Regions from separate parts of the Homo sapiens genome. Here region 1 is linked to region 2. Evidence: chromatin contacts called from ENCODE Hi-C or POLR2A ChIA-PET data. All regions are on one chromosome and are shown on one strand. The core of a region is the stretch at or near the end of the contact, and the rest is flanking DNA. Distances in the headings are between cores, read along the strand shown.

Region 1 (4,772 bases), core at 1,544-4,043, 1.1 Mb after region 2:
AAAGCATTTTGGAAATGGTAGAGACACTTGCACATGGGCAGGTTTTGTTGAACCATTTCGCATTGGAATTTCACTTGTGGGTGACCTAAGATCTTTCCCACTGTCACTCATCTTTGTCCCCCACACGCTGTCTTCCTGCCCCCACCTAACACCCAATCTGTGATAGAACAGAGCGGTTGGGGACCTGTCCCAATGCAGTGGCTCCCAGGTTTGGTGGCCTTCTCTGTGCAGCTGCTCTTGTCTGTCTGCACGCTGCACCAAGACCAAAGCCTCGCTGGGAAGGGTCTCACCTGCTCTTGCTGTTGTGGCCTCACAATTGGAGCTGTCCCTTTATTGGGCCTTTGATAAATCCTTGTTGAGTCAAGGCCACTGGGCAGTGAGTGCTTCTGTCCCAGGCATCCTCCTTAATCCTTTGACATGAGCAGCCCTAGAGGTTGCCTCGTGTTGTCACCATCCTTAGTCATTTAATCAACATATTTTTATGGAAAGTCTCTATGTGCTGGGTACTCTCCTAGGTGCTAGGGAGCAGTAATGAGCAATGGAGCCAACAGAGCCTCGTGGAGCCTGCATAATCATGCAGGGAAATAGATACTAATTAATCACACAACTAATGTAAAATTTTGACTTTAATAATCCTCCATAATAGGGTGATTCAACCTGAAGGGAAGACCTCTCTTGGAAGTGGCAACCAAGCCTGGGCACTGAAAGATGAGTGGAATTCACCAGGCAAAAAGAGGAGGGAGGAGTTGTCCAAGGAGCGGGACTATTGTGTGCAAAGGCCCTGTGGCAGGGGGAGGCATGGTTCCTTGAGGAAAAGAGAGAGAAAGCTAGTGTGGCTGTGGCAGAGATGGGGAGGATAAGCTGACTGAAGGCGTGAGTGGGTGACTTCCTGGGCCTGATGGGCCTCAAGAAGGAGTTTATTTAAGTGTGTGTTTGGGATGAAGCAGAGCGATATGAATAAATTTGCACTTCAAATAACCACCCTGGCTGCAATGTGGAGAGCAGTGTAGGAAGCCAGGGAGGACCCATCTAGGCCAGTCAGGAGGCAGTCGCAGGAGTTCCATGGAGAGATGGGAGTGGTTTGGATTAGGGTGGTGCTCATGGTGGTGGTACAAAGAGAAGTGGATGGAGAGATACTTCTCTTTTAGTGGATACGTTAATAGGATAGCAGTATCCTGTGGCTGCTTTTTATTGATTGATTGATTCATTTTATTTCAGTAGTTTTTGGGGTACAGGTAGTTTTTGGTTACATAGATAAGTTCTTTAGTGGTGATTTCTGAGATTTTCGTGCACCTGTCACCTGAGCAGTTTATACTGTACCCAATATGTAGACTTTTATCCCTCAACCCCTGCAGTCTTTCCCCCAACTCTGAGTCCCCAAAGTCCATTATATCATTCTTATGCCTTTGTGTCCTCATAGCTTAGCTTCCACTTATAAGTGAGAATATACAATATTTAGTTTTCCAATCCTGAGTTACTTCACTTAGAATAAGAGCCTTCAGCTCCTTCTAAGTTGCTGCAAAGGACATTATTTCATTCCTTTCTATGGCTGAGTAGTATTCCATGGTGTATATATGCCACATTTTCTTTATCCACTCATTGGTCGATGGGCACTTGGGTTGGTTTCGTATCTTTGCAATTGCAAATTGTGCTGCTATAAATGTGTATGCAAGTGTCTTTTTCATATAATGACTTATTTTGCGGGGGGGGGGGGAGGTGGTTACCCAGTGTGGGATTGCTGGATCAAATGATAGTTCTACTTTTAGTTCTTTAAGGAATCTCCATACTGTTTTCCATAGTGGTTGTACTAACTTATATTCCCACCAGCAGTGTAAAAGTGTTCACTTTTCACCACATCCATGCCATGGCTGCTTTTTATTGAGCACATATTATATACGAGCCATTGTGCTCAACACTTTACATCTGTTATTTACTCTTAGGGTTATTCTAAGGATTAAGTATTTCTGTCCTTTTACAGATGAGGAAACTGAGACTTACAGGGGTTAAGTCACTCACTCAAGGCCACACAGCCAGTAAGGTGGCAGAGCCCTAGAGCAGCCTCTCAAGCTTCAATGTGCGTTTGAATCACCTGGGGCTCTTGTTAAACTGCTGCTACAGATTCAGCAGGTGGGAGAGTGGAACTGAGGTACTCTGTTTCTGACGTGCCCCCTGGGTGGCCCTACTCCTGGTCCCTGGAGCACTTTGAGCAGCGAGAGTTTCTCTGCCTGTATGGCCCACACTCTCGACCCTGATGCCTTAGAAACAGCTGCAGACAGGATGCGATTCCTGAGACTGCTCAAACCTGAAACCCCATGGGCAGGATGTGGGTGAGCTGTCTGGACCTCAGGTGGGTGGGAGTTGTATCATATGCTCATTTCCCACATTGGCCTTTCAATAGCTTGAGTAAACCCGAAACTGAGAGGGTTGGAGGCAGCATCTCCCCTTCTACTCCCCCGCTTCACCTCCCCGGGCAACCAAACCCCACCCGTGCCCAGCTTCTGAGCGATAGACCTGGGCTGTGTATTTGCAGGAGCCTCACTGGGGTCACCAACCAGGTCATGTTGTGTTGCCCCAATAAATGGAACTGGATCAGAAAATCCAACGTGGATAGTTTTTAGGTGCCAAGCTGTCAGCTCTTCCCTTGGACTGTGCTGAAAGTGGAAGAGGAGAAAAAAATCAACCCAATGTTCTAAGCTCTCTGTCTACATAGTCATTAGATCCCAGGATCGTTAGAGACCAAATCCCTTCCCACTTGGCCCCTGCAAATGGGGCCAGGTGTCACTGCTGGGAGACGCCAGTAAGGCTGCACGTCATGGTGTGAGCACTTGTCTTTAATGACTGGGAAAATCCATTTCCTTCCTTGGCAGCTTTGAATGTAGCAACTGTGGTTCTGGGTCACTGCCAGAGCCAGCCTTGTGTGTATGTGTGTGATTTTTTAAAGTGGGGGAGAATGTCTCAATATTCAATGCTCACCCCCTTCCTTCCAAGTTGTACCCCCAGAGAACTGTCCAACACAAACTTTGGAGTTTTCCACTCTGGGAGTGGTCTGCTGGCACCCACGTGTCCTCCCCTCCTCTAATGCATCCTTTCTCTCTTGATCTCATTGTTCTGGGGTCCTCAGCTGAGTGGGCATCTGTGCCTGGGTGATCGATTCTAGTCTCTTTTCTGCAGGAGAGAACTCTTGAGCTCTGAGACAGGTAGAAAGAAAATCTTAAACCAAATAATAATGTTCTGCCTCACACTAGTAAATATTTTGCACTAAAAAATTCCGTGTCATTTTGATTTGTTCAGGTAGACAAGAACATCTTTTGTTTGAGGAAGAACTGAAGAGATTTCTTGGGATTCAGCTCCGATGGCTCTGCCTGTATCTCTCTATCATTGGAGCTTTGTTTTCCACCTTTGCAAGACTTGAGTGAAGGGAAGGCTTTGTGGTCTATTGTTAGGTGCTCTTTGAATCTATAAATCACAGGCTACAGGAAGGGAGGGGCTTCCAGAGACCATCTAGAGCCACCCTCTATCTCTAGCAGGGACACACACACACACACACACGTACACACACACAATGACTGCCTGTTGCGCGTTTCTAGAACCTAGTGGGGACAGGGGTACAGTTTCTTTTGGTGCATAGTTCTCATGTTGATTGGTTCCGACTGTCATGTTCTTGCACCTGTCCTGAGTATCTCTTGCTGTAGCTCTGGCCCTTTCCCCAGTCAGCTACTGCACTGCCCTGGCCCATGTTTCTTAGAGACATGGTTATCTCTGTGCTATTAGTGTCTGTGTCCTGGCCGAGGCAAGTCCCTTCCCTTTCTGAGTCTATATTCTTATAAAATGTGGCTTTGAGAATAGATGATGTTTCTGGTCTTAAAATTCTCTTTGACTCTGGAGTTCTGGATCTGTGCTTCTGTTTGATGTTGTTTCTCTTGCTGGGTGACCTTCTCTCTGACTCCCTGCTGTAAAGACCTCCTTTTTTTTTTTTTTTTTTTTTTTTTTTAATCAAAACCTAACTTGGTCCGACCTACCCCATGGCTGACCACCCAGGCACTTGCTTTTGACTTAAGGGTAGCACCATACGATGTCTTCTTTTTGTTTTTCATTTTAACAACCTGTATTTTTCACATCACAAAACCTTTCTAGATATTCACTGTAGAAAATTCAGAAAATATAGGTCAATAAGAAGAAAAAGATAGAAATCACTAAACTTCTATCAGACATAACCGCTGTTAAGAATTTGGTATATTTTCTTTCAGTCTTTTTTGTAAACACTCATACATAGGCCAGTGAATTTCATACTATGTAATTTTGTGTTCTGCCTTTCCACCTAATAATATATACTGAGCATTTTTGCCTATCATGAAACATTTGTAAACACAATTTTTAATACCTATTTACTACTTTACATCTCCTACTTTAGCCCTTGCATAATTATTTCCAAATGGAACAAATATCTGTCTTGTCCAGCCCACTGAACTGGCCAAATCAAATGAGATAAAATATGCAAAGAGCTGCACAAATATAAGTGATGATTGTTCATTTTGTTAGTTTTATCTCCCCAAGTGAACTACTTTACCGTATTGTCTCAAAATCGTTAAACAGTTTCCTGTTCACCAAGTTTTGCACAGTGGTGGGCAAAACATGCTGTCTGGCTGTAATCTCTTAAAAGGGCGTTACATATTAATAACTTTAAAAGTTTTTTCTTAGCAACTTCTTAGAAACTCTGGTCTAAGGAAATTATTCAAAATGTTATGTGCACAGAGATGTTCACTATGGCATTA
Region 2 (5,200 bases), core at 2,440-4,939:
TTTTCTACAAAAAGATGGAACAGTCAACATAAAGGTGAAAATGAAGAAAACATAGCCCGGTTTGCAAACTGGCTTTGAGCGTCTCGCTCCCTGCAGGTGCAGATGTCCGGCGAAGTGCGGGACAAGTCCTATCTCCTGCCGCCCCAGCCTGTCAAGCAGTTCCTCATCTCCCCTCCAGCCTCTCCCCCGGTGGGGTGGAAGCAGAGCGAAGATGCGATGCCTGTTATAAATTATGATTTACTCTGTGCTGTTTCCAAATTGGGACCAGGTAATAAACTTCTATTTTTCCTATTTTCTTCCCCAAGAAACTTTTGTATTGAAGATCGTATTCAGCAGTGTGCATTGTGGCAGTATGATTAGAGCAGAGGATAAAGTCAAACACACCTGGGTTCAGATTCCAGCTGTGGCATCTGCTTGCTCTGTGATCTTGAACAAGTTACTTAGCCTCCATTTTCTGAGCTTCTGCTTTTCCATCTATAAAGCAGGGAGAATCATATGCACCATTCAGTGTGGTTATAAGTACTAAATGAGGGCCAGGTGTGGTGGCCCACGCCTGTAATCCTAGCACTTTGGGAGGCTAGGGTGGGCGGATTGCTTGAGGTCAGGAGTTCGAGACCAACCTGGCCAACATGGGGAAACCCCGTCTCTACTAAAATATAAAAAATTAGCTAGGCATGGTGGCGTACGCCTATAGTCCCAGCTACTTGGGAGGCTGAGGCAGGAGAATTGCTTGAACCCAAGAGGCAGAGGATGCAGTGAGCCGAGATCGTACCACTGTACTCCAGCCTAGGCAATGAAGCAAGACTCTGTCTCCAAAAAAGTAAAAATAAAAAATTAAGTATTAAATGATGTATAGATAATACTCAGTAAATGTAACTAATTTTTACTACTACAGATTTTGCTAGTACTTGATAGGCAGTTAGTGAATATGAGGTGCCTTCTCTCCCCAGCCCCACCAAGTATCAGACAAACAACAACTACTTTGAATATATTACAAGGAATTGGTGGTGATATCATCTCACTCCTTCAATATTTTTGTCATTTCTTTTTCATTTCCTTTTTCCTTCTCTTTACTTTCTCTACCTCTCTTCCTTTTAAAATCATATAAGAAACCGATGTGATGCTGGTTCAGACAGTTGTCCACCCAAGACAGAGTTATGTCTCTTGTAGGGGAATAAAAGAGGCATTTTGAGGAAGAAGTGATTCAGTGCTGTTTTTAGACGTTAGAGCTGTGTCTTAGATATCCAAGTTCCTATAATCAAGGGAGTGCCTATGCTGCCTGGATCCTTACAAGTATCTCCCAAACTGAAACCATTATGATGTCAGAGTCACTTGGCTGGGTGCGGTGGCTCACACCTGTAATCCCAGCACTTTGGGAGGCCAAAACAGGCAGATCACCTGGGGTCAGGAGATCGAGACCAGCCTGGCCAACATGATAAAACCCCGTCTCTACTAAAAATACAAAAACAAATTAGCCGGGCGTGATAGCGGGCGCCTGTAGTCCCAGCTACTCGGGAGGCTGAGGCAGGAGAATGGCGTGAACCCGGGAGGCGGAGCTTGCAGTGAGCCGAGGTCGCACCACTGCACTCCAGCCTGGGCGACAGAGCAAGACTCCATCTCAAAAAAAAGAAAAAAAAAAACCATCTCGACTGAAAATACAAAAATTAGCTGGGCGTGGTGGCACACACCTGTAGTCCCAACTACTCGGGAGGCTAAGGCAGGAGAATCGCTTGAACCTGGGAGGCAGAAGTTGGAGTGAGCCGAGATCGTGCCACTGCACTCCAGCCTGCCGACAGAGCGAGACTCCATCTCAAATAAATAAATTAATTAATTAAACAGATTAACTCATATTATTCATAAAACAATAATTAGCATTTGCATTTTAACTCCCAAGACTTCAGTACTGAAACAACATTTTATACAAGCCTTAAAGTATCAAATCTTTAACACCAAAACAAGATAAAATACTCTAACATAGTATTTAAAGATTTAAAGAACAAGAATCACCCATTAAAATAGGAGTAGAACAAAAAGTTGCAAGGGACAAAAGAGTTCTTTTTGCTGGAAGTGATGCTTTTGTCATGGTTATTTTGTTTGCCTCTGCAGGAGAGAAATATGAACTTCACGCGGGAACAGAGTCGACACCCAGCGTGGTGGTTCATGTCTGTGAAAGTGAAACTGAAGAGGAAGAAGAGACAAAAAACCCCAAACAGAAAATTGCCCAGACGAGGCGCCCCGACCCTCCGACCGCAGCGTTGAATGAGCCCCAGACCTTTGATTGCGCGCTGTGAGGCCCTTGGTTGTGGTGCGAGGCGGCTGCCCTGGTGGGCTCTGGCCATGGCGCTCTGTGCCTGCGGCCGATGCGTTGCTGCGAACAGCATAGGTGAGACTCTGCCGAGTGAGGTATAGGTCTTCTCACCACGCCTGTACTGCAGACACGGTCGTGTAGAGTAGCAGCTGATTTGACCTGTCCCAGATTTTAAGTGATATTCCAAAAGGGACTTTACATTAAAGGAGAAGCCCCCAAGATGTGGCCACCCTTAACCATTTTTAAATAGTAACAAATTAGGAAAACAGCTCCCCTCCCCTCCAGCCATGTAAGTCCTCCTGATTCTGTATCACATGAGACACCAAAAACTGGAAATGTAGTCACACCCAGTACAGTACCATTTTTATGAATTTAAAAATAGTCTTATAATTTTAATTGTTTGTGGGTATTTTTCTACTGGTATAAATAGCTTCTAATTAATAAATCGATCAAAGGTTGTTACTCAGTATACATGAAATTTTTTGCAGGAAAAGAAACCAGAAATACAGAATAATTCATAGAAATCATGGTTCTCAAGTATTTGTTCAATTAGCTTTGGGGAAGAAATGCCAAATCCACTTTGAGGATGAGTCTTACGACACAGATCCACCCACATGTTGCTCTTATCTGGAATTTGGGACAAAGCAATGCACAGGCCCTCATTCCTGATGTGGCGCCCTCCAGACATGGCTGCCCAGGAAGGACGGCCACTTTAGAAGTGGGACGTATCACCAGTAAGCTTGAATGATTAGGATCGCAGGTGGCTACTGCATTCTGCCGTTCGTGACCGTGTTCTAGCCTGTAGACCACCCAGCTACCTTCATTCACCAGTTTTTATCCTTCACCTTTTCCAGTATCTTGTTAACCACTAGTTCTTGAGTTTTTTGGCTATGATGTGTACGTTTATGTATGTCATTCATGGACTTTCAACTAGAAAAGGTAATGATAAGGTTTTCTGAAGACCATTTGTAAATTGTCCATTTAACCATTTTTCAGCTTGCTTTGAAACAAAAGTCACACCTACTATTTTTCTATGAATTAGGGAATGAGGGGGAGATCATTCAGTTTTACTTTTCTTTTTGTTGAAATTTTGTACCCGGATTGCAGTTGGCACTTTTCCTAAAACAGAATTGTTTCCCACTTAGGTGTCAGAATGTACCTTTGAACTTCCCTAAGAAGCAGCAGGATCTTTTTAACTCTCTCTGGTCTGTTTAGACTTTGAAGTCCCTTCTGTAGAAAAGTCTCATAACTGAGAAGGCTCTGTTTTGGGCCGGGTGGGTCTGCTGGCCTCCACTCACTGTGCTGTTTCCTTTGAGTGGCACACTTGGGAAGCTCCGGGGCATGTGAAGGAGCTGCAAACATGAGAACTAATGAACCAAGGCGGCTGCCACCAGGAAGGAACAGAACGCAGGCATTCAACCATGACGTCTGCACAGTGTTAGTAACATGTCATTGTGGTTTCGTTCTCACTGTGGTAAAATTTATTTCTGAGCACTTAAACTGTGTTGCATACCCCTAATTTTTTTTTTTTCTGTATCTTCCTTGCCCTCAAATACCCTGAGGTGATAAACTGTTCCAGTTGTAGCCAACTACCACTGCTAGGCCTCAATGTAAATTCAGTTGAAATTTGCAATTCTATCAGCAATTTAATGTATTGAATTCAGATCATCATTTGTCATTTTAACCGACAACCACCCAATAAATTTACTCTGCAGTTCTGAACTCAGCATTGTGCCCATTTTTTACTGCAAGATGGACCCTGTATGCCAGGAGACATGTATTATCAACAATTGGGAATTTTTTGAATTTCCTTTTAGGTAATATTGATTCACTGTAATTTTCTAAGTGATCAAAACCCATGAGATTTTGTTATTTGGCTTGGCTTTCATTCTCTGCCTGCCCATTAAAGAATATTCTATTCCTAACACATAAAACATTTTACAGTCAAGCAGTGCAAATTACAGTGCTTTTCTATTTTTTTTTTGAGAGCCTTGAATAAATTGAAGAAAACTTTAAACCAAAATTAGAGACGAGTCATTTAAGCTTTTCTGAATGGAAAGTATTAATATTTTCATTTTTCTAGTATAATATAATAAAATGAATTTTTTTAAAAAAGCTACTAAGTACCCATCAACTTTTTCATATTGTGAAATGAACCAGGATCTTAACAGATACTATCATCGCTGTCCTTTTTTGGCTGTTTAATATCTAGTTCATGTAACAAATTTACAAGAGATAAGTCTCATGGTTTTTTTTTTCTTTTAATAGGCTTTTCTGCAATTTTTTTGAAATTGAGTTATTACTTGGATTTAACCCTGATAGGACCAGGTGTGGTGGCTCACACCATAATCCCAGCACTTTGGGAGGCCAAGGTGGGTGGATCCACCTGAGGTCAGGAGTTCAAGACCAGCCTGACCAACATGGTGAAATCCTGTCTCTACTTAAAAAATACAAAATTAGCCTGGCATGGTGGCACATGCCTGTAATCCCAGCTACTTGGGAGGCTGAGGCAGGAGAATTTCCTGAACCGGGAGACGGAGGTTGCGGTGAGCCGAGATCACGCCATCGCACTCCAGCCTCGGCAACAAGAGCGAAACTCCGTCTCAAAAAAAAAAGATTTAACCCTGATTGATAGTATAGTAGCCATGTTTTCTTTAGAAATCATAACCTCTTCATGGGAATCAAACTATGTTGAAAATTGTGAGGAAAGATAATGGTGCTTTGTGTTGGGAAAAAAACATTTGTGAAGGATTAGAAAACCGTAACACTTAACAAGGATAGTCACAGAACCGACGCTGCATTGGCTCTTAGGTTCTAGATTTTTGTAGCACACTCACCTGATGAAACCAAAGACAAATCCATGTAAAAAGTGTTCCAGTGAGCATCTCTGAG

Evidence for each region. Hi-C counts contacts between places; a loop is a spot of excess contacts on that map. ChIA-PET counts read pairs that join two places held with the same protein, here RNA polymerase II (POLR2A). Pooled maps may share reads with other maps.
Region 1: a pooled map shows a loop between it and region 2 (12-fold over the local background). The contact joins two enhancer-like sites. A Hi-C loop is called at or near these places in 1 of 37 single-sample maps with no recorded cell type and 3 of 50 pooled maps. POLR2A ChIA-PET finds 5 or more read pairs at or near these places in 1 of 52 experiments (naive thymus-derived CD4-positive, alpha-beta T cell).

The regions. Positions count from the first base shown.
Region 1 is chr1:25,673,883-25,678,654 of GRCh38, forward strand. All of the region lies in intron 1 of MAN1C1 (mannosidase alpha class 1C member 1), which reads left to right. Among named protein-coding and RNA genes, the nearest start is that of MAN1C1, 59 kb to the left of the region's middle. RefSeq lists a silencer at 2,362-2,431 and an enhancer at 2,512-2,561. Within about 2 kb of position 2,794, at least 4 of the 41 ENCODE cell types and tissues checked have a DNase peak (open chromatin) inside an H3K27ac peak, as active enhancers do.
Region 2 is chr1:24,532,987-24,538,186 of GRCh38, forward strand. RCAN3 (RCAN family member 3) reads left to right here. Exons shown (of 5, transcript NM_013441.4): 4 at 97-268; 5 at 2,107-5,200. The coding sequence ends at 2,291. Among named protein-coding and RNA genes, the nearest start is that of NCMAP-DT, 20 kb to the right of the region's middle. RefSeq lists enhancers at 1,043-1,694, 2,311-2,370, 2,345-2,996, 2,997-3,646, 3,473-3,562. Within about 2 kb of position 3,690, at least 14 of the 41 ENCODE cell types and tissues checked have a DNase peak (open chromatin) inside an H3K27ac peak, as active enhancers do.